Regions from separate parts of the Homo sapiens genome. Here region 2 is linked to region 1. The links are chromatin contacts, found by Hi-C or POLR2A ChIA-PET in ENCODE. All regions are on one chromosome and are shown on one strand. The core of a region is the stretch at or near the end of the contact, and the rest is flanking DNA. Distances in the headings are between cores, read along the strand shown.

Evidence for each region. A loop is a pair of places that touch in the nucleus more often than their neighbours do. ChIA-PET counts read pairs that join two places held with the same protein, here RNA polymerase II (POLR2A).
Region 2: a map with no recorded cell type shows a loop between it and region 1 (11-fold over the local background). The contact joins two enhancer-like sites. A Hi-C loop is called at or near these places in 1 of 37 single-sample maps with no recorded cell type. POLR2A ChIA-PET finds 5 or more read pairs at or near these places in 1 of 52 experiments (OCI-LY7).

The regions. Positions count from the first base shown.
Region 1 is chr10:88,191,089-88,195,684 of GRCh38, reverse strand. The region is part of intron 1 of LOC101929727 (a long non-coding RNA gene); the gene reads right to left. It also overlaps a transcript of RNLS not described here. Among named protein-coding and RNA genes, the nearest start is that of PTEN, 330 kb to the right of the region's middle. Within about 2 kb of position 1,469, at least 3 of the 41 ENCODE cell types and tissues checked have a DNase peak (open chromatin) inside an H3K27ac peak, as active enhancers do.
Region 2 is chr10:89,238,938-89,243,465 of GRCh38, reverse strand. All of the region lies in intron 3 of LIPA (lipase A, lysosomal acid type), which reads left to right. Among named protein-coding and RNA genes, the nearest start is that of LIPA, 11 kb to the left of the region's middle. Within about 2 kb of position 1,250, at least 2 of the 41 ENCODE cell types and tissues checked have a DNase peak (open chromatin) inside an H3K27ac peak, as active enhancers do.

The DNA of each region.
Region 1 (4,596 bases), core at 220-2,719:
CCCAAGAGGCAAGGAAACTTGATGAGCTCTTTCTTGGGGTCTGTGTGGCATCTGGGTACCCTCTTGCTCCCACTCTCTAATGAACTATGGGGAAATTCTTCATGTAGCTTGGTGTACAGGTCAGCATCCAGATGTCTTCTTACCCCAAACTACAGGGTCTACAGGGTTGTTCAGCCCTTCCTTCCATTCAGCAAGTAGTTACAGATCTCCCATGGTGTGCCCAGCATTGTTGCCAGGCAATGGAGGGTAGCAAAGGAGGGGGGTGTGAAATTATGTTCTCTGCACAAAAAGCAGTATTGTCTATCCACTCACTAGGTTCAGAGCTTTAGTGGCTTTAGTTGCACTACAACTGGACAACTAGGGGTTAAGTGTTTTGAGCTTTGCTTATAAAAAGACAGACCCAAATCAGATAAGGTAACTAATTTAGAAGCAATTACAATGCATTTTATCCTATTCTTTTGCCAAAGAGCACCTTATCTAAGCTGGCTTTCCTTTTTACTTTTCCTTTTAAGTCTCAAAAATATCTCATTCAGGGTCAGGAAAAAGAAGACGCACAGACCAAGCATTTTGAAAAGGGGATGATGAATGCATTGGATGCTTACACTGTGTTGAAGAGGGAATTTGGATCCAACACCCACCAGGTCTTAGGGCTTGACAGACTCACTCGAGTATGCCTGACCAACCTCATATTCTGGTGGGGATTTTTGTTTTCCATGAACATATGGATTGTGTTAGTCTTTAGGAAGCACTTAAGCTAAAAAAGAAAACAAAGTTAAGATACAGTACTTTTTATTATATGAAAGCCTAGTTCCTCTTTTTGTACTATTTAGTATTCTGCCCCTGGTTATTTCAAAATAAACAATTTTTGAAGATAAGTAAATAAGCATTGCTATTGAATACAGTGGTTCTCATACTCTTGGATGCATAAGAATCCCCTTGGGAGTTTGTTAAAAATCCAGATTTCAATACAGTAGACCTAGATAATAACCCGCAAAATTTCCATTTTTAATCATTTCTCCAGAAGATGTGGTTTACAAACAAGACTTTGAACATCACTGGTCTAATTACCTTTCTGATTGTCTTTGGTTGACTCTTAGTCATTTGTATTATGGCTTACTTCTGACTCTACCAGTGAATGACAAAGCATGACCTATTCTTGCTTTTCAGAAAGCACTTGCCTCTCCCTGGCTATATTCATTTGTGATTGGCCCAAGATGAGAGAGATATCACCTGAGTCATCAGAGAAGGAGGCTTGAGCCACTTTGTCCCAGGACTCAGAGGAAAATATGGGAGACCTCTAGACCAGTGCTTTTGAACCAGGAGCAATTTTGCTCTCTACATTTAACAGTATCTGGAGACATTTTTGGCTATCACAATCTCAGCATGAGGGGGGACAGTGAGGAACGCTACTTGCATCTGGTGGGTGGAGACAGCGTTGCTGCTAAACATCCTGTCATGCAGAGTACACCCCTCCACAACAAAGCCTTCTCCAGCACAAAGTGTCAACCAGGCTGAGGTTGAGAAATCCTGCTTTAGGCCCAGCTGTTCTTTGAAGAGAATTTGGAGAGTTTACACCCCATTTCCACATGCCCAAAAGATATATTGAGCCCAGATGGTGAGAGTCTTGAATGCCATTATTAGGCATGTAGACGTGATTTCATATTTAGTAAGCTTAGAAAAATAAGAAAAATCACCTGTGCTTGCAAAACAATTAGCCAAGAGGAGTAGTGATGACCAATGCGAAATAAATAGCTCTTAATAGACACATGCATGTCGAATTTTGACACTAAGAAAACCACATTGTAGTGGGTCAGTGTGTCTAAATAATTGGTTTTAGCTAATTTTGTTGTAGCACAAACTCATTAAGATGTGGCCAGGGACATAGATAAAAACAGCACAGTCCTTGCCCTCAAATAAATTATTTTCTGAGTGGAGATCATGTGTACCCCAAAACTCATAATGTAAAGTGGAGCAAGATGAACTCAAAATGCAGCATATGAAACTACAGTAAATAGGAGAGGGGAACCTGGCTGTCCCGATGGAGGGAGACTAGGTAGGCATGGGAGGAAGGATCAGGGAAGCATATGTGATATTTCTTGAGTTTGCTCTTAAAAAATACGTATGATTTTGACAGAAGACATGGAAACAAAGTTATTCAAGCAAAGATTCAGAGGCAGAAATGTACAGGGTGGTGGTGGGGTGGGGATAGTGGTCCCAGATGAGTGAAGAGGAAGGTTTCATTGGTATGTGAGGGAGAGAAGTGAAATTGACCCCGTTTGGGAAGGTTCTGACTGCTTGGCTAATGTGTTCGCACTCTGTTCTGTGGGGAGCCAAAGGACCACCCAGGTCCTTGATCCTGGGAGATTCTGATTCCTAATCTAATCCCCGTAGCTCTAAACAGTTCTCGGGCGAGTCAATAAGGCATGCAGGCACACACTCGCTCTGTGGGTCTAGCTGCACCTTTCCCCTTCTTCTCAGTTCCCATTTTCCACCTGCAGACTCGGCTCTCTAGAGGCCTGTTGACCATTAAGTTGTGGGTGACAGGTAAGAGATGTGATTGTTTGCAGGTCCTGTGAAGAGTGTAAGGAGAATTTCCAGATTTTCCAGGCTCCTGGCTCTCATTAACCTCAGGAGCACAAAGATCACCTCTCCTTATTCACAAAGCCAGCACTATACTTCGATGTCAGGAATGAGTGGAGGTAGGTTAGTTGTCCATGCTCTTTCACCAAGGCAGCCAGCCATGCTAACTCCATGTCAATATACACTTATTTTAAACTGCTTCCTTCAACAGGGTACCACCACCTAAACTACTCTCAATCTTTAAAGTTAGCAGGTAGTTACTCAAGTAAAAGTGTAAATACAAATGGCAGCTTTCCTATAAATACTAAAAGTATAAGTAGAAGACAGCACAAAAGTGACAGATATCCCTCTGGATAAGCAGTCCCTGAGAACCAAACCAGCAGAAGAGACTTTTGATGAAGGTTGCACAAATTAGCAAGAGGATTTCATGTTCTTGGAGCCATGTTCCCAAAACTATGTTCCATGAACGCATTCAGGGTCCCTGAGACCATATTAGGTGTTCCACAAAAGCAACTCCACAGTCAAGTAGGTGTGGAAAATTCCAAACAATACTCTAGGCCCTCCATAGTCTCTGATGAAGTTTCAAAATTCCCCCGCATGGGATGGCATTAAATATTCTAAATACTAAAGAAAAAGATGTGTCTGACTTTGATCAACCCAGATTTTCCAAATAAACTTCTTTTATTTAAGGCTTTTAATTTATTTTTTTAAGTAGTGTATCTACCAACATTTCATGGGTACTTAGATATTTAGCAAGCACTTCCCATGTGCCAGGTGCTGTGCTAAATAATTTACATAATATTAATTCACTTGATTCTCATACCTACAAGGCAGATAGGATTCTCTTATTTTACAGATGAAGAAACTAAAATCCACCGTAGGGGTGTCCATGTTATCCAGGCAGCAAGGTCCCGTGGTGCATGTTTCTTTAAACAATACAAGGAACACAGCATAGGAAGCACAGTGTTTCAGAGGGGCTGCCCTGACAAAGAACATAAAGATAATCTGTCTCTTTTGTTGAGAAAGTGCCTTACGTACTTGTGCTACTCCTAGGTACCCCATGGGTGTATATCTCTGTGCTGTGGTTTAAATAAACTCTTTCATCATAATGAGTTGGAGACAAAGGTATAGAAGAAGAGCCTATGGGGCACCCCAAGCTGAAGACGCCACAGTAGATAATGCCAACAGGTATACAAATCAAGGGATGGCATGTTCTCAAAAGTACATTGAAGCCAGAGTCAAGATCTCAGACCTCGTTTTACACACAAGTGAGGAAACTGGACCCAAGATAGTGTTTCACCCAAAGGCTCACAGCAATAGCTGGGCTCCTCTTTCCTGGTCTAGGATGTTTTCCTACACATAACTACATTGCTGCTAATTTTGAAGATTGAGAGTAGCTTCGACTGAGCTTCTCTGATGACAGAAGCAACCAAAACATATTCTCTCTTGACAATGGAGCTAGCACAGGCTCCCCAGGAGCATAGCTCAGCTGTTTTACCTCTTTGCCTTCTAATCCCTGCATTTGGTTTCTTTAATAAAGGGGAAAAAATCAAAACATCCTTTTCTTAAGCAAGAAGTATATTTCATCCTGTAGAACTCTCTAGGTTAATTGACTTGATTTGATTAATCCACAATGTAAACTTATATTAAACATCACATCATACACCATAAATATGTATAATTTTTATTTGTCAATGAAAAAAATTAATTAAAATTAATAGATAAAGACACATGCAGAAAAAAAAGAAACTAAAAAGAGAGAGAACTCCCTGGGACTCAGACCCAAGAGTACAGTACAGGCTGTAATTCCTTAACTTCTCCAAAATTCTCCTACTTGCCATGGCAGGTAGACACCCTATACAATGCGCATCCAAAGAAGGGAGCTGCTGAGTCAATGGAAGGTAACAGATGAGCCCCCTTTAAAGATTGGTGTGGGTGGGAAGACTGGCAAGCCACCGCTACAGCTGCAGAGGCTGCCAAAGCCTCTGAAAAGGGAATGTGAATCCTGCCCCCTCG
Region 2 (4,528 bases), core at 1-2,500, 1.0 Mb before region 1:
ATCTGTTCATAGCATTTGGTCCTCATGTTCTTTCTCTATTCTGAGAGGCCCTCCCTGTAGGGGATCACTGATGTGTATGTCATACCTGCTATGAGCTAACCTCAGTGGGGAGTCTTCAAGGAAGTCTACAGTGAACAACTCAGTTCTCTAAAGGAATTGTGATTTTCCTAAGAACTGCATAGGCGCTTTCCTGATGGTTTGCATTTCCACATTCTAAAACAGAGCATGGACAGAGGCTCTTTACTGTCCTTCACTCCTATTCAAGAGCAAGGTTGTTGCCACTGGTGTTATTTCCGGTGTTTAAAGGCAAATAGATAAAAAGAATGGAGAAGGCCTTTCACACCCAAAGTGAAACGCGTCCTCTTCTCATGCATCCCGCTTCCCCTCCTGACTTCCTCCTCTATTATTAATAGCACCAGCATCCTCCTAATGACCTAGCCTGGAATCTGCAGAATCATTCTTGACCACGGGTCCTCTCTAGGCCACCCACGTTAAATTGCTTCAGTTCATCTTTTTCTTCTGTTTCCCTGACCACCAGCCTACATTAGGCTCTTGTTACCACTTAACTGGGCGCCTGAAATAAGCTCAGCAGCTGAGAGAGTCTTGAGCCATTTCCATTTTCAAGGCTCCTCGTATACTAACAGAAAGAAAGAATTTCAAGACAGGATTATGGAAATTCAGTTTGCTTATATAGTTTAAGAAATTAATGCTTTTAATACACACAAAAATACTGCTATACATTCATACTATTTACAAGTAATTACAAAATGTATTAAAACATTATTCATTTTTTGGTACCACATTCCTTGTGGAACCTGAGTCTACAGCTGAATGGTGAGCATCTTTCAGTCCTGTTGCCATGGGCCTCTTTGACTGACTGTGTAGCCTCACTTGGAGATCAGGTTTTTTTTATGAACACAGGGCTTGGCCACATGGCTTCTCTGCTCATGTTTGCTTAAAGGCTTTACCTAACTGCTCTTTTCTCTGCCAGGCTTCCTGTTCTCATTCATCCTATGTGGTTTTGCAGGATTAAGTTTCTTAAAGCTTAGCTATAATGATGTGAAATTGCCATTCAGCAATCTTTAGGGGTCTCAGAAATGAAGATACACACTGTTCCTTAAATATTCTGTCCAGCTGGTATTTGTACCTTTCACCTCCATTCTGCACAGTAGTAGCCCTTGGCTACTCGTGCAGTATGTGCATGCTGTTTCCCACCATTAAGCAACCTTCTTAGGAAGTGTTGAGCAATGCTTTGCTCCTGAAGGGAATTGAAATTCAGAAATTACACTTCATAGGGAAGTGGCTCTGTTTTCATCTGCTCAGCCTTATTTCAGAAAGTCATGGGGAGTTAGCACTGGAGGGATCTCAGATTCCTGCCTGGGCTAGGGATTTTTGTTTTTTTTTAAACACACTTCACTGGTGGATTCCAAGGTAGAATTCTTGGTTTTGGCAACCTGTGTTCTAGACTAACATCCTCATTTTGTTGGATAAGACAGCCAGGTTCAAATAGGGAAATGAATTTGTCTCAGGGCAGAGGGTCATGTCCTGACCTGTCTGACTACAGATTCAGTGATCTTTGAACTGGAGAATGTGGCCTTACATAATAAATATTAACCAAGTTGATGCCATGATAGGCACAATATATATTTTATATATATATACACACACCAAGAGTGGCACATTTGTATCTGAAAGTTATGCATCTGATTGCCGAGTGGGTGAAGTGGCACTCTAGACTGTGAAAGCCTGGAATGACTGCCTTCAGCATGCAGAAACAGGCTTTTCAACTGTGGCCTCAGCAAAGATTCCCCAGGGGTTGTCCATTGAGCTATTAGAGTCATAGCTGAAAATTCACAGCGTGGCTTGTGAGTTAAGTCTTTAGAAGGAGACCATCAGCTTGTATTTTGCTTTGATTGTTTATTTTAGAATTCTGGTTGATTTCTAGATTTTTCTTTCCTTATAGAAAAATCCTTCACTTCTAAAGAAACTATTTTTTGAATCACTGCAGTGCTCTAACGGGCTACACATAGGCGTTGGTAATCTGGGATGTAATTCCTCACCCCTGGTGGTGCCGAACAGACATGGTTTCATTAATCAATGCCTGAGCTTGGTGACTTGGGCTGAGCTCAGGCTCATGTAGCACTCTGATGGCGCATTGGGTAGGGGATTGCATTCAGAACCTTTGCCTAATGGAGCAGCATAAGTGAGGTCAGCTGTACAGCTTATCTCATAGACCCAGGTTGGGATCAGAGCAGAAAGCCAAGTGGAAAGGAAGATAGTGCTCTGCCCTGTCCCCTTCCCTCCTCTTCCTCCTGGTTAACCGCTCTGACCTGTCCTCTGTTCTCAACCTAATTTTCACATCTTCAGGGAGGATTTCCTCAGCCTCTCACACCAGGTCAGGCCCCTGGCTACATATTCTTATAGTCCTCTGTGTTTTTCTCCATCGCAATTAAGACAATAAACAATATATTATTATGTAGGTGATGATGTGTGTGACCTCTGTCATCCCCACCAGACTCTGCGGGGATGAAGACTTTTCTGATTCTCTTTACTTGGTAAATTGCTTTAGCTCCAGGCTGCAGTCTACCCAAGCATGCTCCTGCAGCCCTCCTGTGACATTGCGATTTAATAGTGTCCCCTGCTCAAGGGCACACTGCATGAAGGATTTCCTACTCCTGGGCTCCTAGGAGTCCACGAACACAACTTAAATGCTTCCTGTGGTGGGTAAAACTTGAAGCTGTATTGCCTCATGATTAAGCTGAGCATGTGAAGAGCCACCAGTCATGGGTGTAAGTTCTGGCTCTACTATTTAACTGGCTGTGTGACCTTGGCAATTTTCTTTACCTCTTGAAGTTTTGACTTATTCAATTATTAAACAGGAAGAATAATACTGGCTACTTCGTAGGCTGTTGTGAAAATTTGATAAGGCCTGTGAAATATATGCAGTATAGTAAGTGCAGGTGATACAATTTCTTTTACAACATTTATTTATTTAAAATATTAATGAATAAATACATAAATATTTTAAAAGTCTCACCGTGTCTCCCAGGCTAGAATGCAGTGGTACAATCATAGCTTACTACAGCTTCAAATGATCCTCCCTCAGCCTCCCAAAGGGCTGGGATAACAGGCATGAACCATGGTGCCCAGCCTCTGTTTTTAATTTTGAAATGTCAACATGGATTTGATGGTGGTCTCTGATATTGACTTCTTCAGGATTAAGCCCTCCATGACAGGGATGTATTCTAAACTGTGTGGACAGGAGGAAGATGCATTTGTTTACAATGGACAGAAGTAAGAAAAGTAAGAAATGTCATAGAACTATGTCTGGGGGTCAGGTGACAAGCACTGTGTCATTTCTAGCCCTGTGTCCCCTGCAGGTGCTTTCTTCTGTGGACCCTCTGCTCCTTCTGTTGAGGGAGAATTTTGGATGAGAGCTGGATAATTTCCCAAAATTCGCTCAACTGTGAAGCTCTGGAACTCAAGTTGCTGTGCTGCAAAGCTGTCTGAGGACAGGCCGTGGTGGCAGAGAGGGGCAGGGAAGACAGGCAATTTGGCATGGAGATGATGGGCACATTTGTCACATGACCTGGGTTTGATTCCCAGCTGCATCGTATACTAATTGTGTGTCCTAGGGCAAATGATTTAGTCTCTCTAAGCCTCAGAGGCCCCAAAGGAGGAAGAATGATGTAAATGGCCCAGCACCATCCTGGGTGCGTGGAAAACTCTAATTATGATAATGTCCTGGAACGTTCTGCAGTGAACAAGACAGACCACATTACTGCCTTCGTGTTGCCTGGTGATCAGAGTGATTATTGCTGGTTTTGGGGAAAACAGCATTCTGAGGCATGGAACGGTTTTCTTCCCTGCTCTGTGATGCAGGGTGCTCTTGTTGTGTTCACTCCTGCAGGTCACCTGCTCCCCAGCAGGGTGACAGTGAAGTGTGAGTGCAGTGGACTGCACAGTGGCAAAGGCCACATGACTCCTGAATGCATCCTGTGGACAGGCCAAGCGCTGTGCCCTGTGTGAATCATCAGGTGAACTCTCATACAATTCTAGGGTGTAAGAACTCCTATTACCTCCTGTTTTACAGATGAGGAAACCAAGGTTTATAGGGTTAATTAACTTGCCCAAGATAAAGCAGCTGATGGGTAGTGAAGGCAGGAGTCACACAGCCCGTGACTGTTTCTGCCCACTTGGCCCTCTTCTCAGGCTAGAGAACAGCTATGATGTCCCTGATAAAGTCACACTGTGGAAAGTGGAAAGTATCTGACTTAGATGTCCTGCATCTGCTAGATGTCCTGCTTGTGCCTACTACAGCAACTCAGAGAGCTGTTAGGTGACTTATCTGAGATAATGCGTGTAAAGTGCTTAAGTGCTTAGCATGGTGCCTGTCACATTGTCAACACTTAGTATGCGCTTGCTGTTACTATGATTATATTACCTGGGCCAAAGAATGCCACTTCACTCTATCCTTCTTCATAGTGGTTATGTTCTAATAATATTTTATTACATTTACAGTTAACTC